Linked DNA regions of Homo sapiens: region 1 is linked to region 2. Evidence: read pairs that join two places in POLR2A ChIA-PET (ENCODE). Cell type or tissue: endothelial cell of umbilical vein. All regions are shown on one strand. Each heading gives the region's core, and the rest is flanking DNA. Links, peaks and the distances in the headings are about the cores only. Region 1 overlaps ADAMTS6 (ADAM metallopeptidase with thrombospondin type 1 motif 6). Region 2 overlaps SREK1IP1 (SREK1 interacting protein 1).

Region 1 (10,936 bases), core at 2,215-7,214, 540 kb after region 2:
GGTGAGGCGAGAGAGTTAACCACACAGATATTTTGGGAGAAGAGTACACAAGGCAAAGGGAATAGTCACTGCAAAAGCCCGAAGGTAGGAGCATGTCAGGCATGTTTAAGGAAGGGGACCTATGTTGCTGGAGCAGAGATAACGAGAAAGAAAATAGTAAGAGATGAGTTCAGAGAAGTAATGAAAGCCAGATTGTGTAGACCTTGCAGGCCATTGTAACGACTTTGGATTTAAGTAAAATGGGGAGCCATTGAGGGGTTTTGAGTAAAAGATAATCTGATTCACTCTGCCTCCTATATCGAGGACTGGATAGCAAAGGGGAATCCTCATAAAAGGCTATTAGAGTAATCCTGTGAAAGATAATGGTAACTTAGACCAGAGCAGCAGTAGTGAAGTTAGGCAGCACCTACCATATACTTTGAAGGCAAAACTAATGGGATTTCCTGAGGAATTGGATATAAGCTATGAGACAGAAAAAGGTGTCAAGAAAGACTCCAGGATTTTTGGTGTAAGCCAAATGGAGTTACATCTGAGATGGGAAAAACTGCTGGAAGAACGAGTAGAGAAAATGTTTTGGGGATAACAGTTGGACATGTTAAACATTAGATGTCCATTAAAAGTCTATTTAAATATAAGATATGAACCTGGAATTCATGAAAGAAGTACAGGCTGAAGATATAAATTTTGGGTCAAATGGCAAATAAATGGTACAAAAGCAATGGAACCAGATAAGATCACCAAAGAAAGGAGTATTGGTAGAGCAGAGACACAGGCCACTGACTAACTCTTGGGTACTCTAACATTGAGGTCAGAGTAAAGAGTAGTAGGAGCTGGCCGGGCATGATGGCTCACACCTGTAATCCCAGCACTTTGGGAGGCCGAGGCGGGTGGATCACCTGAGGTCAGGAGTTCGAGACCAGTCTGGCCAATGTGGTGAAACCCCAGTCTCTACTAAAAAGTGTATATATATATATATATAAAATTAGCCAGGTGTGGTGGCACACACCTGTAATACAGCTACTCGGGAGGCCAAGGCAGGAGAATTGCTTGAATCCAGGAGACAGAGGTTACAGTGAGCCAAGATGGCGCCACTGCACTCCAGCCTGGCCTGGCCAACAGAACAAGGCTCTGTCTCAAACAAACAAACAAACAAACAAACAAACAAACAAAAAGAGTAGGAGCCAATGAAGGAGGAAGAGGAGTAAGCATTAATGTAAAAGAACAACTAAAATGTTGTAGTTTCCCGGAAGCCTATTGAAAGTGAAGTAGTAAGCTGAAGACTTAGAATTGACTATTAGATTTAACAGCATGGAAATCACCTGTGACTTAACAAGAGTATTTCCATAGAATGATCAAGGCAAAAACCTGATAGGAGCAATTCTAGAAAAAATAATGTGAAGAGAGGAAATGGATTCAGTAAGTACAGACAAGTCTTTTGAGAAATTTTGTTTCAATGGGAAACAAGGCAATGGGAAAATAACTAGCATGGTTTTTTGGTTTGTTTGTTTACAGATAGGAGAATGTTTGTATGTTTATGAAAAAAATTCAGAAGTGAACAATCATCTGCATATTTATAAAATCACCAAGAATTAAGACAGTAGTAGAGGTGGAAAGCATGAAAATGTTAACAGTCTAATGACATTAATTAAAAGCTGTGGTTTTTAGATAGGGGGAGGAAGAGTGATCTGGAGGAGTAATGAGATATAAACATTGTCAATCCACTTTGAGGCTCAGTCATTCAAGGGCTAAGAGAGAAAACAAAAGCCTACCCAGTTTGAAGACTATAGGAGAAGCAATATCTTCAGAGGAAGAGCTAGTTTCCATTAAAGTAAGAAGGTGAAAGGAAGGAAAATTCAGAGAAGTGAGTATTAGGGGTTTTGAATTCCTGAAAGTACAGAAGAAGTTTCAGTAGTTGGGCAGGGATACAAAACAGAACAGAGGAGGAAATATACAGCATCTTATCTATTGGATGAGGGATAATGTAGGAGTCTGGGGCTTCTTGCAGTGGCAAACATAAAATGGAATAAAGGGCATAATAAGATTAATTCTGTGGAGTCAAGAAAGATAGTGGTGTTGAAGTTGTGAGTGTGTGGGGCAGGGCAGTTCAGGGTGTGTGTGCCTCTCTTGATATCTGTTGGGGAAGAATATACTTGTTCCCAGTACTGGAGCTCCCCCTTGACCCTTATTAATGGAATTGATGGAGCTGAGGCCAGCTCCATTCATTATTAACAATTTAGAAAATTAATGTGACCTTCACACACATGTATTTCTTATCAAATAGTTTAAAATTAAAAAAATTTCCCTACTCTAGGGAAAGAGTAAGCTAATTTTTCATAACAGAGTTTGGTTTTACTTACATCTGTGTTACAGGAGCGATACCGTTTCCTTTCCCCAAGGCAATATTTTCCACCTCCTGAAGGTCTGAAAAAACATTGTGTTTAAAATGTGAATACTAATACATCTGTCCATACAAAGAGTATATATATTACTTGATGAAAACATACTAAAGTTTACTTTCAAAAAATATATCATTTGACATGTTTTAATTATTAAAGTAATCATGCTGGTGATTGTTAGCAATAATTATGGTTGTTGAACATAAAAATTAAGGCAGTTTATTATTAATTTTATTAATAGTACTATTAATTTTGTATTAATTTACTAGTAATTTATAAGATTCTTAATTGTCATGATTTACATTCTCAAGAAAATCAATTGAATCAATATATTTTCTAATTATCATAGTAAAAATCACTTATTTATAATGAAAAGCCATTTAAATCATATTCAACAAAATCCATAATCTGATGCTATATGTTCACCAACTAGGAAATGGAAAGTTTGTTTTTACTCCAGACAGGAAGCAAGGAGACATGAAATAACTCCTTGGAAATAGCTTTCATTCAAAGTGAATAATGCAAAAACAAATTTCCATCTTATTTCAAAATAGTCCATGAAGTTTAAAAATTTAAATCTAAAAATCAGATGGCTTTGCATTATATAAATACTAAATATTTTATATTTCACCAAAATTAATGAAACAGTAAGACGTCAAATATTTGACTAATATAAGTTAATCTTTAAAGGATTTAACATTAGGGAAAACCATTGCTATTATTTGGGCATACTACCATTGAGTGATAAAAACAACTAATTTCTTCTTTTAAAAGAGGTCCAGTTTTTTCCCTTAAGTATCTGGGTATATTATTTATCACAGGGTTTTTTATACTTTGATTAATTTATAGCAGCTTTCAGTTGAACTTACGTTAGTTATTCTGTAATTTTTTTAAAAAGATCAAGTCTAAATTATAATTTTGGCTCACTGGTATCAATGGGATCATTAAAGCTACATTTTGAATATATTTTGAATGCCAGTGAATGCTGACTCTAAGTAAGGAAGGGAAATGGCTCAGCTTGAACCAGCTTGAGAGAAATGGGTTGGTCAGACAAAAACAAGATAGTGGGGATGGTGGTAGCATGACTGGTTTATGAATGGGTAACAGGAAGCTCTGTTTAGCAAGAGAGGAATAATTGATAGGAAGTGGGAGAATGGAAACACAGAACTAACATAAAGCAAAACAAGCTAAAAAGAGTAAAAGAAAAGAAAAAAGACAGTTGGAGACAGGAACCAAAGAGAGGGATCCTGAGTTAAAAATGGAGAAAAACTAAAAAATAAAAATAGACCATCTTTTATTTCAGAATGAGAAAAAAAAAAGGAAAAGCCGTTATCATAACATCATTCTCCATCAAATACTAGCTGGGAAAGAAGGTCCTCAACCAGCGTTCTAGACAAAAATGGGCACTTGACATGCGGCAGCCAAAGAACAGTTTAGTCTCAGGGAGGACAAGAAAGTACAACTAGAGGAACCGTTCACCTGTAATGGGCATGGAGCACTGGTAGGAGGGAGAAGCAACAGAGCTAGCAAAGAATACTGATGGTGCTGGCCTTGTGCCAGGGGGACTCTGGCTGGAGAAAACAGTGGTGGAAGAGGTGCAGTCTGACCTGCATAAAACAGTCATGGGGAGAAAAGTGGTGGCAGCTCCGGAAGATGATTAATGGGGGCATATGAATGGAAACTATTTTAACACATGGGCAGTATTCTTTTCATTGTGATTTGTGATGCGAATCAAGGCATTTCAACCCTTGAAGTGCTCTCATTGGTCCTTTTAATACTGATGTAGCAGTAATAATTTTATGTGACATGTGAAAAGACCTTAGGTTTCCTGGGAATAATAGTAATGTAGCTAAGACCAGATCTGGATTCATCCATAATTCAGTAGTTTTTGGAGGAGGAAATCTGATTATTATTAGATTAAAAGTCTGGCTTATCTGGGACAGATACACAATACTTTCTATTTTTTACATTTTATTTTTGGTTACACAATAAGGGGAAAGGAAGAAGAAGAAAGTCTGTCTAACAAAGCTCCTCCACTTTCCTGTGCCTATGGCTTGTTCTGAAGACAAGTACTTGGCTCACTAGCGAAACGTTTTTACAGATAACATGTGAAACCACAGCTTTGAATCATTTCCAACTGTGTCTTTTTGTTGGCTCCGGCTTACTTTAGCTACTTACGCTGGACTGTCACAGTGTCTTAGGGATGAGGAGACGCCTCCCCCGCAGGTCCTGCTGCACTCTCCCCATAGTGACCAGGGACCCCAGCCCCCATCTATGCTCTGGGGCCAAGTGCCAAAAGGAACACAATCTCCCTGATAACACCACTGCAAGATTTCACAGAAAACACAGAATTAGCTTTTAGGCAGATAGAGCTATCAGGATAGAAATACATAAGGGTCAGGTACTGACCAACTATAGGCATTAGCATTCTCCCAATTGATAACAGACAGATAGTTCTCTAACTGTGTTTAGACACTGGTGAATGTGCATGTGACTTGCGAATTATCTTAGCTAGACCATGATTTATAAGCCTCTAACCTGTATTGGGAGTTCTAAAAAAAAGTCACATTGCTTCTTTTCCCTTGTTTCTATTCCTCTTGACTTTTAGTGTTTCTCATTATAGAGCTAGCTATAGACCTCAAAGTCTTTTTTAGATATTTTAGTATTTTATTTAAAATTTTTCTTTATATTTCACTATTATTAGACTCATGGAATGATAACGCAATATGGAAGGTTCCCCAGTAAGGAATTTTTATGATGGTAATTGCTCTTTCTTAAAAAAAAAAAAAAAAAAGCCGGTTGAGGCTACAATAGTAAAAGAATGTGTTGTGGCATTTCATCTACATGAGCACTGCAGACATAATAAAAGTAATGCCAAGACATTAGGGACTGGGTACAAAAAAACCCTTGTATACACTGACTAGCCATGTGTATGGCCCCCACATGAACATATGTACTGGAATTCTGCTCAGCTCTACTCTCCGTAATAAACCACACATACTGCACCTAAGTAGAAAGCCAGGAATAATTTATTGAGACACAGACATCACAAAATCAACTCATAACTCTAGCATGATAAATCTTATTTGCAGAATATGGCAAAATGAAAGTCTTTTTTAAACCAAGCATTTGTAGACTTTTGTTGATGCATTTTTCAAATTATCAAACTTTGACACACCAAAATAATGCTACTATGAAAGTCATTTGTTTATATGAATAACAATAAGGAACATGGTTATCAGCAAAGTTGAACAAATGTCATCAATGTTAGGTTGTTTAATAAAAATTCAACCTTATATTAAAATGAAAAGGGATCATGATGTGGTACTTAGAAAGTGATCAGTTTATTATACTAATTCTATCACCAAGCTTTGTTGGTTTTATCTCCAGAATATCCCTGGAATTCTTTTACTTTTCACCTTCTTCATCGCTATACTCTAGATCAAACTGGCAAATGGAGTAGCTTCTTACCTGATCATTGTGCTTCTACTTTTTTCTCCTAGAATCTATTTTCCAGAGAGCATTTAGAAAGATCTTTTAAAAACATGCTATCACATTATGCCACCTTTTTGCTTAAAAAAACTCAGTGGTTTCCTATTTCCATAACACTGATCAACAGTAGATTTAGTGATCTAGCCCCTGCCTCCTTCCTCAGCCCCATTCTCTCTCTTACACAGATTACTCCAGACACATTGGATTTCCACCTTCATACACTAATCTTGTTCCTCCTTAGAGCATCTGAATTTACTGGTCCTTCTAGTAATGCTTTGTTCCCAATTCCTTCTACTGCTGTCTTCTCATCTTTCAGTCTCAGGTCAAGTGTCATTTCAACAGAGAGATCTTTCCTTGACCATCCTCATTCTAAAATGATACCTCAATACCCTTTCCTGCTCCCAGACCATGTAACAGTGATTCTGTCCTACTGCTTTAGTTCCCTCTTACCACTTACCACTACTTTAAATTGCCCTGTTTACTTATCAAATTACTTCTTTGTAATGTAAAAGCCTCAAGAGTCACTTGTGGCTATTTAAATTTAAATTAATTGAAGAATTCAGTTCCTCAGACCCACTAGCCACAGGTAGCTAGTGGCTACTATGTTGGACAGAGCAGATGCAGAACATTTGCATCACCACAAAACGTTTTATTGGAAACAATGAATGCCTAGAATAGCACTTGGCATGTAGTGTGTATGTAACAAAAATTTATTAGATTAATTAATTGGCACATAGTATGTATGCAACAAAAATTAATTAGATTAATTAATAAGTAGTTAAATTAAGGAATTGTGTCCTATTTTGGTTATCACATGGCAGGAAGGAACTGGAGATACTGGAGGGTAAAGAAACCAAATTCATATTTGTTTCCTAGTAGATGGTACCAAATTGACAATCAATGAGCTGTGCTAGTTGTAACAGCATAACGGACTTTTTAGAGCAGTGCTGAGCAATTATTTGTCTATAAAAAATTAGGCAAGAGGAAGTTAACATTTCCTTGGCTGTAGGGAAGAATATCTGACCCTAAGTCTGATATATATTAAAACAGGATATTAAGAAAGATTATTGAGTTTTGAGCAATAAAAATTATCATGAAGAAAAAAAGATCATCTGTTCAGAATGATGAAGAAGAGGCAGCTGGCTAAACCAATAATATAGTATCAACCCTGTGATCAGGGTTACTGATAATGTATACTTGAGAAGGAGAAAATGTTCCACTTGAAAACTTACGACTTAGCTAGTTGGTCTTGAAGAACAATTTTTATAGTGATATGTTAATTGCATCAGATCTGCACCTATACAAAAGTCACAACATCTGGCCAAATAATCTCCAGTTTTGTGGTTTTCTTACTACAAGTAACTGTGTGTAAAAATATTTATGTTTGCACCCAGTTTTCCTATGCAAATAACTGAGCAGTATAGTCCTGGCCAGCAATTAACTGCTTTTTTTTTTCCCTGTCTGCAATTAATGAGAACTGACACTTTCAGAAACTTCAAATCTTAAAACATGCCTATTTTTTCAAATTGGAAACTTAGCATTATTGATTTCAAATAACATTAAAGCTTGATTTTACATTTATTTTATATAATCACAGAGTTGAATCTAAAGCTCAAAGGAACTTCAGAATTCATAAGGCCTAAGCACTTCAGTTTTTCAGATGAGGACACCAGAACCTAAAGGAATTGACTTGCCCAAGATCACATACTAGTAGAAAAGGGATTATCTGTCTAAAATACGTAAAAAAATTAGTGGTAAAAAAAAATCCATTGGAGGTGTATGATTATGTATTTGAAGACATTAAAGAATAACATGCTTTACTGGATTTTTATAACTACATAAAATACAAAATAATACTAGAGTTTTTTTTTTAAACACAGCTGTAGATACACGTTATTTCAGACCTCTTTGTATATACCTATGATTTGTAGAGAAAAAATAGTCAGGTTTTTTCATTTGTCAGGTGACAAAAGAATTGTGAGAGCTACAAGAATACTTAAAGATGTAGGTTCCAAAGTATTTATTAATATTATTACACATTTCTAGAATGCTCACAAAATGTAGGGCAGTGAGAAAAGTCACATGAACTAAAGTCATTCTTTAGGTAAATGATAAATACAATATTCACTTCGTAAAATGCTGCTCAGTGTTCATCACTAAAGTCTACACAACAGTAGTATTTCATAAATGGTTTGCTAAAAGGCCTTATACTGCATAAATTCATGCTTTGGTTATATCTATTCCATGGAGCTATATCATAATAGGTAATTTTATCAGAAAGTTAAGTAACAAACATTAATGGGTAAATAATTTGTAATATAAGTATCAGTCACCTAGCAGTTGACAAGAGTGTAGTCTCTAATTTAATACTAGTTAACAACTTAGTTAACTAGCTAACAAGTTAACAACTTTGGTCTGTGTAGGACTTTATGTTACAAACTTCAGTTCTAGCAATATCTTTGATCCAAAGCAAGTCACTTTTCTTTCTTCTCTTTTGTTTCCTTAACTATAAAATGGAAACTAATTTTAGTTCTTGATTCCAATATGGTTTAGATTAGGGAAACTTTTAAAATAGTTCAACGCATACATACCTTCAAAAAAGTTAAAAACCTACGGAACAACTTGTTTGATTTTGATCTCTGCAGAAGTGTTCGTGTTTTGTTTTCCTCCTTTGTTATTTATAAAAATGGATCTCTTTATAATTATGGCTACTTTTCTCCTTTGGTAGTAGTAAACATCAATGTAGTATATGATTTTAAGAGAAGAAACTTATTTAATTAACAAAAGGGCTTTAAGAAGCCCATGGGGACTTCATGTGGATCAAGTGATTTGAATGACTCTTCTAGCTGATTGCATTAATCAATATAAATTAAGAGTTTAATGTGTGTAAATAATGAGTAGAATAATTAGATTACACCAAATAAAGCAACTTGGAATATATAAATCTTATAACCACATAATAATGAGATTCTGAGTGTTGTGCCATCTGTTTTTACTCTTTCTTTTACCTGAAGTTACCAAACCTGTAAAAGCTCTATTTACAGAGAGATAGAATTTTACTTTACGTTTTAAACTAGAAAAGTTAAATATGTAGATGCAAACAAGTTTCTAATCTTTATTTTCAAAGGTTATCCAATCTAGTGATTTTGGACTATTCTAAATAACAGTCATGTTACTTTAGTCTAAATTATCCGGATAAATTGGATAAATTTGGCCTTCTTCTTGCTAATTGGGGTATGTTTAACCACATTCATAAAGGTTAAAGAAGTGAAGCCATCATATTTTTTTCCAAGAATAAAATCTTATATTGTTCATTATTGCTTTTCACATTTCTTCTAAATTAAATAAATGTTTTCAACACAATCTAGAAAGATGGTATATTCCAGTCAGGCTTTAAGAGCCTTCTTTAGAAACACTACTTATTATTAAACAACATCTCTTGCTATTATACTACTAAATATTATGATCTACATCAAGGGACTTTAAGAAAGATACATTATAAATCAAATAATTTAACTTTGAAAATTTGTCACATTTCCATGAAGGAAAACTTCAAGATGAGTATATGCAGTATTTAAAAAAAATTTTTTTCTAGATGTGATTATGGTATACCTTTTAATATCCAGTACTGGGTCCAGGCAGCATTTGGAATAAGAGACCTCTAAGGAAATTCTAAGATTTTGCAGGAAGTAATATTAGTGATTCAATACAGAACATTCTTCCCAAGTCAGAAGAGCTGAGTGTTGGAGCACAGCACTATTAAAAGCCTTATCTTTCCACTGTGCAGGTGCAGGAATGCTAAAGCTACATTTCAGCCCAAATTCTAAATCAGAAGTTGTCATCCCATACTATTTAGATTTCTACAGCAATTGGAAGAACTATTCTTTCTTCACTTCCTGTGTTTATAGTTTGGGAACCAGTCAAAACATACTGTATTCTACCCTAAGTAAATTAAGAACTAAGGCTGCAAACGTCCTATTATATATCCAGTGCTTTAGAAGGGCATTTAATAATACTATTCTAATCCAGCCCTGTGTTTCCTATGGAAAGATATTAGGAATCAATGTCACTTACATGTAAACCCAAATACTGGGCTATATCTCTAATTGGGTCTTGTAGAGTCATTAAATCAATCTATTGGCTATAAGCCAGTATTTGAAGCCTTCTTTGTGGTCACCAACAGGGATTACAAGGATTGGGTTTTGATTATCCTTAATATCCTGTTCAGTAACAATGCCAACACTACTATCAAAGTTTTTACAATCTAAATCCTTATTTACTATTTCGTCAATTATGGCATTGCTCTGATTCCTGTCCAAAGGGCTATTGCTGATGCTGTATCCAAGGAAAGCTCTCTGGCTGAAAGTTATATTAATTGATTTGTAGGAGACTGACCCATAGACACACAGTACCAGCGCACCGTCTGGGCTCATCAAATTTCCTCCTTTGGTTAATGCTACTGTCCCTGAGCACATCCATTCAGACCATATGGTTCTTATTCAATCCTTGAATGGCTTATTCAGGCGAACATCCAATGGCTGTAATAGCGATGTCAGACCCCCCAGGACTCACGCAAAGATCAGTTTTTAATTTTTTGGCCATATTTCTTACTCCATCTGTTAAATGTGCATGGAACAGTTCCCATACTTACATGGAACATTTGTGGAACTGCGCCCCTGGGCAGGGATCCCATATCTTTTGCAGCCAGAGTTTGACGAGATCATCATGGATTCAATCCTCTGGATATGTCTATGCTATCACTCGAGCAGTATTTCTACCCCCTCCCTTTTAAAAAAAGATTTATTCAGAAAACTATGAGCAGCTTTGGTTTTATTCTGCTGGCTAGACAGTGTATAGGTTCTTTCCTGTTCCTTCTGGTGAGAGTAGTTTTGAAACTCAGAGTTAAGACCAGAGGTTGTGAATATTTCATCCATTTCTCGGAGACACACAAACTCATGCTTATACTCTCTACTGCCAGCTAAGGCAGTCTGCCAAAGAATTTTCTGCCCACCATCATTTAAGGTTGGCAAATAACAATGAAAAGTATT
Region 2 (10,936 bases), core at 687-5,686:
AAGCAGCTGCATCTTCTACAACATTGAAAAAAAATCCCTAGAGATTTAAAAAACTGAAGAATTTCACTATCTTTAAAAGATATTATATTTTAGTACATAAAGCTATTAAATTTCTCTGTGTCAAGAGCAAAACATTACCCCTTACCTTGCTTCATCATTGGAAGGTGGACACCTGATCCAGCAATACTCATTAACTGCTAGGTAGATGACCCATGTTGATGGCAGTAAAGCCATTTTACAATGAACTTATGAAGTAGTAACACTAGCCAAACACACAGAGACACAAATACCAAAAATGATGTGTTTAGTATACACAAATAGCTATACTTGGGGCATGGCTATCAAGTAACAAGACTGATTTAATACTTTACAGTTACAGCACATTAAAAATATATTGCCAGAGGGATAATGGTCCCAAATACGAAAAATGTCTATATGGAAAAGGCTGTGATTTATTGCAAAGCATAATATATAGCAAATTCCAAGGAAGGGCAAACACGTTTTAAAAACAAATTTTTAAATTTAACGGCTTAAGCCAAAGTCTCAGTTACTTTCTGGAGAATTCAGAACTATTAGGTGTAGAAGAATGCTTTTCCTTTTTTCTCTTCTTTTTTTCCTTTTTGTGATGTTTCCCTTTTTTTGATTTACTCTTTTTTTCTTTTTTCTTTTCTTTCTTCTGATATTTTTGTTTCTTTTGTTTTGAAGTGTCCTCTTCAGTGGAACTGGATGAGTAAGACCTATGGATAATAATACATACTGACTGAGAATTGCATTTATGACTGATAGATAAATTTAAGTGGGATTTGAACTGCCTTAAATTCTTCTTGGAGTAAGGTAGGGAGTATAAACATAAACTTAAAAAATGCTTCATATATTTGCATTCCCTTAAAACGATGAATTTAGAATTTTTGCTGCTTGGTCACAGAAACCAACAAAACTAGTATCTATTCCACTCAATACTAATGTAATGAGTTTTAAAGTCAATAAGGATGAAATTATTTTTCTGTGATTTTTGGTTTTTCATGCAGTCATATCATTCAAAATCCTAAAAGGCAAACAAAGGGGCATTCACCAAGCCTTATTATATTCACTTGTGTATACAATAACTTCGCATATTTTCTTAAAAGTGTCTCAAAAGTTGCAATTCTCTATTTTAAAGGGCTATAATTGTACGTTCATATGAATGAATGAAAGCTGAAAGTTAGCAAAATAAAAGCACTTTTGGTAATTCTTCTGATTTTTCAAGTACTTGATCCCTCTAGACGGAGAGTGATACAGATGAATACTTGCATTACAAAATAATTTTCATTAGTTACAAAAGGATGCTTTTATGCTATATATAAATGAAAAAGGATGGGTTATCATTGTGCTTTTGAAAAATATTACTCTAATACTAAATTGAAAAAATTGGTTCAATTCCTTCCTCTAATATTCATAAAAAAAAGGAAAAGAAAAAGAAAAAAACAGAAAACCCTATCTTTTAAGATCTTACTTAAAGAGATGTGCAACATTCTACCTATACTCAAACTCAAAATATGAGTGACAAGACAGAAACTGAGTTAATTTAAAATGTAAACAAAGGTATCTAAAGAGTTAGTTTAGTGATCTAAATATTAGGAGTTAAAACTCAAACTAAGAAAATCTGAGACGGATATAAAGGAGGTGCCAATGTAAATTCAGGAGACTACAGGGCTCCAAGGCTATTTTGTGTCTGTATAGTGTGTGAATTCCTTGACTGCCTTCCTCCTTTAGTGACTCCGAGTTTTCCCTTATTTTTGTAATGTTGTGTTCCTTTTTCCTCCTTGTTTGTCTACTTACTTAGACTTCCAATCATCTGTTAAAGCTTATTTTCTCATGTATTCTCCTGCACCCTTGCCTCTTCAGTTGTTATTCTCAAATCTTGTCTATTTTCCTCTTTTAAAGACCCTGTTTGACTTGACCTCTGGATTCTGACTAAAGCTTCTTCCCTGCCTGCACTTTTTTCTTTAGCTTTTTGGTCCTGAAGTTTTTTTTTTTGTTTGTTTCTTTTTTTTTTTTTTTTTTCTGAGACAGAGTTTCACTCTTGTTGCCCAGGCTGGAGTGCAATGGCGTGATCTCGGCTCACTGCAACCTCCGCTCCCCCGAGTTCAAGCAATTCTCCTGCCTCAGCCTCCCAAGTAGCTGGGATTACAGGTACCCACCTGTAATCCACCAGCTAATTTTTTTTGTATTTTTAGTAGAGATGGGGTTTCACTGTGTTGGCCAGGCTGGTCTCAAACTCCAGACCTCAGGTGATCGACCCACCTTAGCCTCCCAAAGTGCTGGGATTATAGGAGTGAGCCACCGTGCCTGGCCTGAAGTCTCCTTTTTAAGGCAAAATTTCAGGCTGTGGCATAGCAACACTTTCAGGGGGCACTATCTCTGCTAAGTGTGCACAGAAAAGTTAATTTAATTTCAGGTTTGTGATGCTCAAGGTAAAGAGGCCCAAATAAATAATCTGTTACTATAAAAAATATTTGGGAGGCTGAGGCAGGCGGATCACAAGGTCAGGAGATTGAGACCATCCTGGCTAACACGGTGAAACCCTGTCTGTACTAAAAATACAAAAAAATTAGTCGGGCATGGTGGTGGGCACCTGTAGTCCCAGCTACTGGGGAGGCTGAGGCAGGAGAATGGAGTGAACCCGGGAGGCGGAGCTTGAAGTGAGCTGAGACTGTGCCACTGGACTCCAGCCTGGGCAACAGAGCGAGACTCTGTCTCAAAAAAAAAAAAAAAAAAGAAATATACAGATGTACTTCAACTTATGATGGAGTTACGCCTTGATAAATCTATCTGAAGCTGAAAATACACAAAATACAGCTAACCTACTGAACATCATAGCTTAACGTGGCTGCCCTTAAATATGCTCAGAACACTTACATTAGCCTCTAGTTGGGCAAAATCATCTAACACAAAGCCTATTTTATAATAAAGCATTGAATATCTCATGTAATTTATTGAATACTGTCCTGAAAGTGAAAAATAGAATGGTTGTATGGGTACTTGAAGTACATTTCTACTGCACCATCATAAAGTTGAAAGATCATATCAAACCACATAAATTGGGAACTATCTGTATTAGAATTTGGAAGACTATCAGATATCATTTCCTGTGAGCAATCCATCTTCCTGTGCTAGAATAAATGATTTAATAATACATTAACAGAAAACCCTGAGCTCTAAATTCCTATTTGTTTTTATATTAAAGATTATTAGTTAACTCCTAACGCTTGAAAGTGGGCTACTTTTCCAATTTATAAGATACCTGAAATATTAAAATACATGTATTAAATGCTCTATAAAAACTACAAAGTGGCAGCCCCTGGTTTCTACAACCTATTCTGTATGAGAACTGGGTCTAAACTAGAAATAATTATGGTTAAGTGCTTTTAAAAAATGCCTGTATGTGCAAATTTATGCTAGTATGAATGAAACTGCACGCATTAACAAGAGAAGTGGCCACTTACTACTTTCAATAACTTCTTTAACCAGTTAGTTTTTAAAAGAGTTAATAGTAAAAATGCACAGGTGGCCGAAGACTGGAAGGAAGTTGTGATGCTAAAAATTCCTTCAGGTCTTTCACAACCCTCATCAGCCACCATATATATATATATATATGAAACTGTCAGGCTAAATACATATAAATACAAAGGTGTGTGTATGTGCATATAATTACATATATATATATATATATATATATTTTTTTTTTTTTGGTGGGCGGGGGGCAGATAGGGTCTTGCTGTGTTGCCCAGGCTGGAGTACAGTGGTGTGATCATGTCTCCTGGGCTCAAGCAATCCTCTCACCTCAGCCTTCCACATAGCTGGGAACACAGGTACATGCCACCACACTTGGATAATTTTTCTTTTACTTTTTGCAGAGATGAGGTCTCCCTATGTTGCCCAAGCCTGTCTCAAACTTCTGGGCTCAAGCCATTCTCCTGCCTTGACCTCTCAAAGTGCTGGGATTATAGGCATGAGCCATCGCACCTGGACAGCATGACAAGTTCTATTAAATTCTATTAATAAGTTAATTTATTAGCCATGGTAATATTACAAGAATACAAATATTTTAGTCAATTTCATGTATATGAAGACAAAATATATATTAAGAGTTTAAACTTAAGCTCAATGAAAAGCTTAGTTGTTGAAGAAAAAATATTAAATTAACTATTATACACAAAAAATAAAATTTTATAATCCATCCTAAACTCATAGGCCTGCTTTGTTTTTTAAAATGTTGTTCAAAAAATACCTTTTCCTTTTTTTTTTCAATTTGATTTTTTCTTTGCTTTTTTCTTTCTTCTTTTCCTCTTCTTCATTTATTCCTGTGGGGGAGAGGTGAGAAGAAAAAAATCTGGTTAATATATGATTCTATATATTAATATGGCATGTATATATGTTAAAATTTTAGCTGTTGGTGAATTTCACTGGTTAGGATAATTTTTGTAATAATTTTCCCCTTTCTTAATTATCTTTATCCATTAAAAAACTCATAAAAGTATTAAATGTTTTTTATAAACATTTCAAATACTAAGTCCATCAAGTAAAAAAATGCAAGTACCCCACCTCTAATTCCCATAGGAAATCAAGGCCAGTGGTTTGATGGGTATTGTTTGGCCCTTAAAAAGCAGAACACTACAACAGTGCACAGTTTTAAAATTTTATTTTGCAACAAAATTAGGATCATGCAATATGTATTATTCTCTAACTTGTTTTTTAAATACACTATTTGGTGTGTATTCTTGTAGGCATTCTTTATATAAAACCAAATACACACACATTTACTCATACACACATAGTTGCATATAAGTTCCAAGTATTTTTTGCCTTTGAAAAATGTACTGTCACATATATTTTGCAGCTTTTTTTTCACTTAACATAGCAGATATTTATCTTTGTCATTAAATATATATCATTATTAAACACAGAAGTGTTCCCATTAACCATATTTTATCAATTTCTACTTTCATTGTTAGAAACAATAAGCAATGGAAATCTTTGTACATATAAGAAGTATTTCTGGGTGACAGAACTTGTGTATATTTAAAGAAAAAGCAGGCTGGGCGCGGTGGCTCATGCCTGTAATCCCAGCACTTTGGGAGGCGAGGCGGGTGGATCATGAGGTCAGAAATTCGAGACTAGGCTGGACAACATGGTGAAACCCCATTTCTACTAAAAATACAAAAAATTAGCCAGGCGTGGCGGCAGGAGCCTGTACTCCCAGCTACTCGGGAGGAAGCCTTGGGGTTATTTGGCAAGGTAAAGAATAGACATCAGTTTGTCTCATAAAATCCTAGGAGATTTTTATTGACCACGCTTTCATTTATTCAACAAATATTTACTAAATGCTTATGTGTCAAGTACTGTGCTATGTACTGGGTCTTTGCTGTGCATGATCCTTGCCCACAGGGAACTTATAGTTAAGTGGTGAGAAAGAAAATTAACAGGCAAAGATAGCATTCTAAGTGAACAGCAAGGGTAGTGCATGTCAGGAAGAGGAAATTAGTGCCAAAGCTCCAAGGCAAAAAGAGTTTGGTGCGTTCTAGAAACTAAGAAGAGGTTGTTGCGGATAGAAGGGGAGGGGCAACTATGAATAAGAATGAACATGAATGAGAACAGATGAACAATATCATAAATACATGTAGAATACCATGAAATGAGAGGCCAGAGAGGTAAGCAGGAACTTGCTTATTCAAGACCATGAAGGCAACAGTAAGGATTTTACATTCTAAGTGAGACGGACTGTGTGATCGGCAGACTTACAAGGTAAATGAATTGGAAAGGGCTAAGGGGAAAAGGCAGGGGAATAATAAAGTAACTGGAGTAGTGCAGGCCAGAGATGGTGTCCTGAGGTGATATGTGTGTGCGAAGGATGATGGAACGAAAGGAATCAAGGATGACCACCAGGTTTTTAGCAGTGCCACTGATTAAAATGTGGATTGGTGGGAAGTGGGTAGGAGCCTGAAGGACAATTGTGGGTGGGAAGTAAAGATTTCAATTTTAGACATTTGAGATCTAAAAGACCTGTTTGACATCCAAGTAGGTAACTGAAGTAGGTAGTTTGGTATGTGATTCTGAAGTTTAGAGATTAGTCTGGACACACACACTGATCAGCTTATAGATAGTATTTAAAACTATGGGGAATAAATAAAATCATTTAGTAAGAGAATGATGAGAAAAAAATACAGGGAGTAAAGCCCAGGAAGATTATCTGCATCTTGAGGAACTCCAACATTTACGGGCTGAGAAGAGCAAGAAGAAGAGCTGTCAAAAAGACTGACAAAGAAGGGCCACGGGGTTGGAAGAATACCAGAACCAAGAAGTAGGAATGTTGAAGAGAGGGGCTACCTATCAAATAGTACCTAAAGGCCAAGTAGAATGTGGATATAAAAACGCCAAATAAATTTGGCAAAAAGTATTTAAAGACCTTGACAAGTGGACTGAAAAACAAATGGAAATAAAAAGGTAGAGAAAGTAAGAATAAATAACTTTGATGAGAAGTTTAGCTAGAAAGCAGCAGAGAAATGGAATGTTAGCTACAGGGATGCAAAGGATCTAGGGAAGAACAATGGGAAAAACGAAAAAAAATTGATGCTGATTGAAATGATGACGCAGAGAGGGGATAACTGAAGGAATAAAATTCTTGAAGAAAAGAATTCATAGCAATTATGGTAGGACATGCCTTCGAAAGGAAGGACAGTCCTTCCATTTTAACTGAAGGAAAGAAAAGAAAGATGGATATATATATATGCAAATTTGTGGATTCAGTAATTGGAAGCTAAGATGCTCTCATTTGGTGTCTTCTATTTTGTCAATGAAAGAGGGAGTCATTAGCCGAAGGAGGAAGGGAGAAGTGGGAAAGGTATAAAATAAGTATGTGGAGTGAACTTGCAAAAATAAATGCAAGCTGAGATTAGGGATCATGAATTTATAGAAACACCAGTCTGCCTCTTCACCTTTGCACTGCTGTAAGGGGATCAGCATAGAGAAGGCAAAGAGGTTCATCCATATTTGGGGTTTTGCTAGATAAGGGTAAAAGATAAAGAAAGGAGTAAGGCAGTTACAGATATTTGCAAAAGAATAATGGTGATAACTATGATGGAATCTAAGCTAGATAAGGGGAAGACTAACTGAATGAAAGTGGTGGGTCAATAGCCTGAGGGTCTTTACATTAAATAAACTGGAAAGATAAGAACTTGGAGTAAAAAGCGTACAGTGTATGCCATTAATTTTGGAGGCTGAGAACAAGGTCCAGGGTGCAATCATGGAAATGTGTGGCTAAGGTGAAGAGACAGAAAAGATCATTTTCAATGATAAGGTGGAGAAGATGAGTTAGGGTGTTGTCAGGTCATTCACAGGTCATCTAAGAATGTCTCTAAGAACAATGAGAGGACTTGAGATGAAAAATAAGACAATTGAGAGTTTGAGGCTGGAGGATCGCATAAGACTCAGAGTTCGAAACCAGCCTGGTCAACATAGTGACATCATGTCTTTATAAAAGAAAAAAAAAATTAGCCAGGCATGGTGGCACATGCCTGTAGTCTCAGCTACACTGGAGGCTGAGGCGGAGGACTGCTTGGGCCCAGGAGTTTGAGGCTGCAGTGATTCCAGAAGCCATGATTGCATTACTGAACTCCAGCCTAGACAACAGAGTGGGCCCTTGTCTCAAAAAAAAAAAAAAAAAGAGGACAGGAATCTTAAAATAATTGTGAGGAATGGCCTGAACTAGATATAGGACGACAATAAAAATGGGAAGAAGCAGGAAAGCCAAATGACAGGAGCCTCAAAAGGGCATTTTGCTAAGACAATATGTTGATGATGTCTTGAACATATAAAAAATGTGAGTTATTAAAGACAATCAGTGAGAAGTATGTAGTTTAGAGAACTAAAAATGTAATTAAGGAAAAAAATAATGGCCAGACCAAAGATAAAATGTATTAAGAAGGAAAGCAGTCTTGAAATTCCAAGAACTATTTTTAATGCCTTCCAGCTCTCAGTTCTCTCTCTTCCTTTCTGGTTGTGGTGCTGGCCACCTCTTTCTTGCATGCTATCAGCTAAGGTGTCAATGGTTGGCATACTAAGTTGGAAAAAATGATTAAAGGCAAAGTGAAGAAAACAGGATGGGGGAAATAAGGCATTTTTTAAAAAGTCACATCCAATGACAATGTACATCTGGAGACTCAGAAATTGTACAAATCAGTGCTATAGGCTACTTATCTCTATTTCTAGTATCCACGATTTTGTCAGTTATGCCAACAGCTTTTTAGAAAACTGGTCAATGCCATTTGTCCTGAAAAACTTCTCTCCATTATGAGAGAAGTACTAAAACAATGCAAGTGATGAAATGCTGGGAGAGATTCTATACTATTCAAGCAGAATGAATAAATGATTTTTGAAGCTCACCTATTTCAATTACATGAAATACTTGGAAATAACAAAACACTCTATCAGCTCAGGTTCGTATTTGCAAATGACCTGACAATTTACACAGATATTCCCAAGGAGTCTACAAAAATCCAGAATCAGCTCAGCAAGAAGAAAAAATAAACATACAAAAATCAATTTATTTTTATTAGCAACGAACATGCAGAGAACAAAATTAAAGATACAGTATCATTTATAATTTTCCAAAAAAGTATATAAAAGATGTATAGGACTTATATGCTGAAAACTACACAGTGCTGATGAAAGAAATCCAAGAAGTTCTAAATAAAGAGACATACCATGTTAATGGATCAGAAGACTCAACAAAGTAATGACGTCCATTCTCCCCAAACTGATATACACATTTAATGCAATTCCTATTCAAAATCCTAGCAAAGCTTTCTGTAAATATAGTCATAAGTTTAAAATTTTTACGGAAATGAAAAGGAACTAAAATAGCTTGAACAATTTTGATGAAGAATAAAGTGGGAAGAATTAGTATCCCCATTCAAGACTTATTTTATAGCTATATGAATAAAGACTATGTGGTATTAGTGGAGGCAAAGACACATTAATCAATGAAACAGCACAGAGAATCCAGAAACAAGCACACACAAATAGAACCAACTGATTTTTTGGGGAAAAAAAAAAAAAAGCAAAGCAATTTAATGCAGGAAAGACACTTTTTAAGAAATGGTGTTGGAACAACTGAACACCCATAGGCAAAATAGATCAAGCCTCACTGCTTACATAAAAATCAACTCAAAATTTATCATGGACTTAAATGTAAAATTAAAACCACAAAACTTTTAGAAAAAAAAAAGAGCATTTTTCAGATCTATGCATAGGCAAAGGTTCTTATATTTGACACCAAAAGCACAGTCTATAAAAGGAAAACTGATCAATTGGACTTCATCAAAATTAAAAACTACTGCTTTGTGAAAGACCTGGTAAGAGGATAAAAAAGACAAATGCCATACTGGGAGTAACTATTTTCAAAACAGGTATCTGACAAAGGACTAGTGTCTAGAATGGTATAAAGAATATCAACATGTATAAAGAACATACAAAATATACACATGTACCCACATATATATACACACACACATATATGTATGTTCAGAACTCAACATTCAACAGTAATGAAAAGATGTATAACATCATTAGCCATTAGGAAAATGTAAATAAAGCAACAATGGGCTATAACTACACATGTTAGAATGCTAAGCACAAAAATGCTGGTGACAACACCAAATGCTAGTCACTCACACGCTTCTCGTAGGGACGTAAAATGGTATAGCCACTGTAGAGTTTGACAGTTTATTAGGAAACAAAATATACAACTACCATAACAACCCAGCAATTTTACTGTGGGGCATATGTCTCATAGAAATAAAGACTTACGTTCACCCAAATCCTGTTTATAGCAGTTTTATTAATAATAACCCCAAACTGACAATCCAGTGGATAAATACTTAATACTTAAACAAACAGTAGTATATCCATAACATACACTACTATTCAGAAATAAAAAATAACGAATTAGTCAGTCTGTAGAGAATTATAATTAGTGAAAAAAGCTCATCAGAAGGGTTACATACTGTAAGATTCTATTTACAAAACATTATTGAAATGACAATATTATAAAAATAGAGAGCAAAGTTTTGGTTTATAGGGCTTAGGAACGTGGTGAGGGCAAGAGAAAAGTGGATGTAGGTATCAAAAGACAGTATGAATGGTCGTTGTGGTGATGGAAATGTTCTGTGTAGACTGTATCAAAGACATTATCCTGCTTTGAAACTGTAGTTTTCGAAGATGTTACCATTGAGGGAAACCAGGTAAGGGACAAAAGGGTCTCTATGTGATTTCTTACAGCTACATGTTAATCTACAATATTCTCAAAATAAAAATTTCGATTAAAAAATCAATTGTCACATATGTATGGGTCTATTCTGTTCCATTGATCTATCTTTACATCGATACTACACTTTCATGATTACCTGTGGCTTTACAATAAATCTTGAAATGAGGTTGTGTTAGTTTTTTAATTTTACTAATCCTTTTGAAAGTGTTTTGGCTTTTCTAGGTTCTTTACATTTCCACAAGTACTTTAGAATTGGCTTGTCAATTTTTTTTATTTTTATTTTTAGAGATAAGGTCTTGCTTGGCTTGTCGGTTTCTCAAATGGCCTGCTGGAATTTTGATTGTGATTCCTTTTTTTTTAATAGATCTGCTTGGGGAGAAGTTACATTTCTTTTAAAATTGAAACTTCCACTCAATGAATATAGCGTATCTTTACTTATTTCTTTAATGTCCCTCAACAATATTTTGTAAAATATGTTTCAGTCTTGCATACCTTGTCAGATTTATATTCTTAGTATTTCATTCTTTATGCTACCATAAAAGATATCTGTAAAATTTTAACTTGATTGTTCATTGCCAGTGTACAGAAATACAATTGATTTCTGCTAACTGATCTTGTAGACTCTTGCAA

Evidence for each region. ChIA-PET counts read pairs that join two places held together with the same protein. Peaks named below come from ENCODE experiments on the same cell type or tissue, not always from the same donor. Only the 100,000 strongest peaks of a DNase experiment are listed, where the experiment ranks them.
Region 1: POLR2A ChIA-PET joins it to region 2 with 5 read pairs; 2 of 35 experiments call an interaction of 5 or more read pairs at or near these places.

Annotation. Positions count from the first base shown.
Region 1 is chr5:65,258,243-65,269,178 of GRCh38, forward strand. ADAMTS6 (ADAM metallopeptidase with thrombospondin type 1 motif 6) reads right to left here. Exons shown (of 25, transcript NM_197941.4): 13 at 4,575-4,720; 14 at 2,358-2,421. Among named protein-coding and RNA genes, the nearest start is that of ADAMTS6, 220 kb to the right of the region's middle. In endothelial cell of umbilical vein, for the core only: no CTCF peak of the experiment used is centred there; DNase peaks (open chromatin) are centred at 4,129 and 4,509; H3K27ac peaks cover 1,644 bases.
Region 2 is chr5:64,723,837-64,734,772 of GRCh38, forward strand. It overlaps SREK1IP1 (SREK1 interacting protein 1), which reads right to left. Exons shown (of 5, transcript NM_173829.4): 4 at 4,271-4,343; 5 at 1-737. The coding sequence ends at 548. Among named protein-coding and RNA genes, the nearest start is that of SHISAL2B, 39 kb to the left of the region's middle. In endothelial cell of umbilical vein, for the core only: no CTCF peak of the experiment used is centred there; no DNase peak of the experiment used is centred there.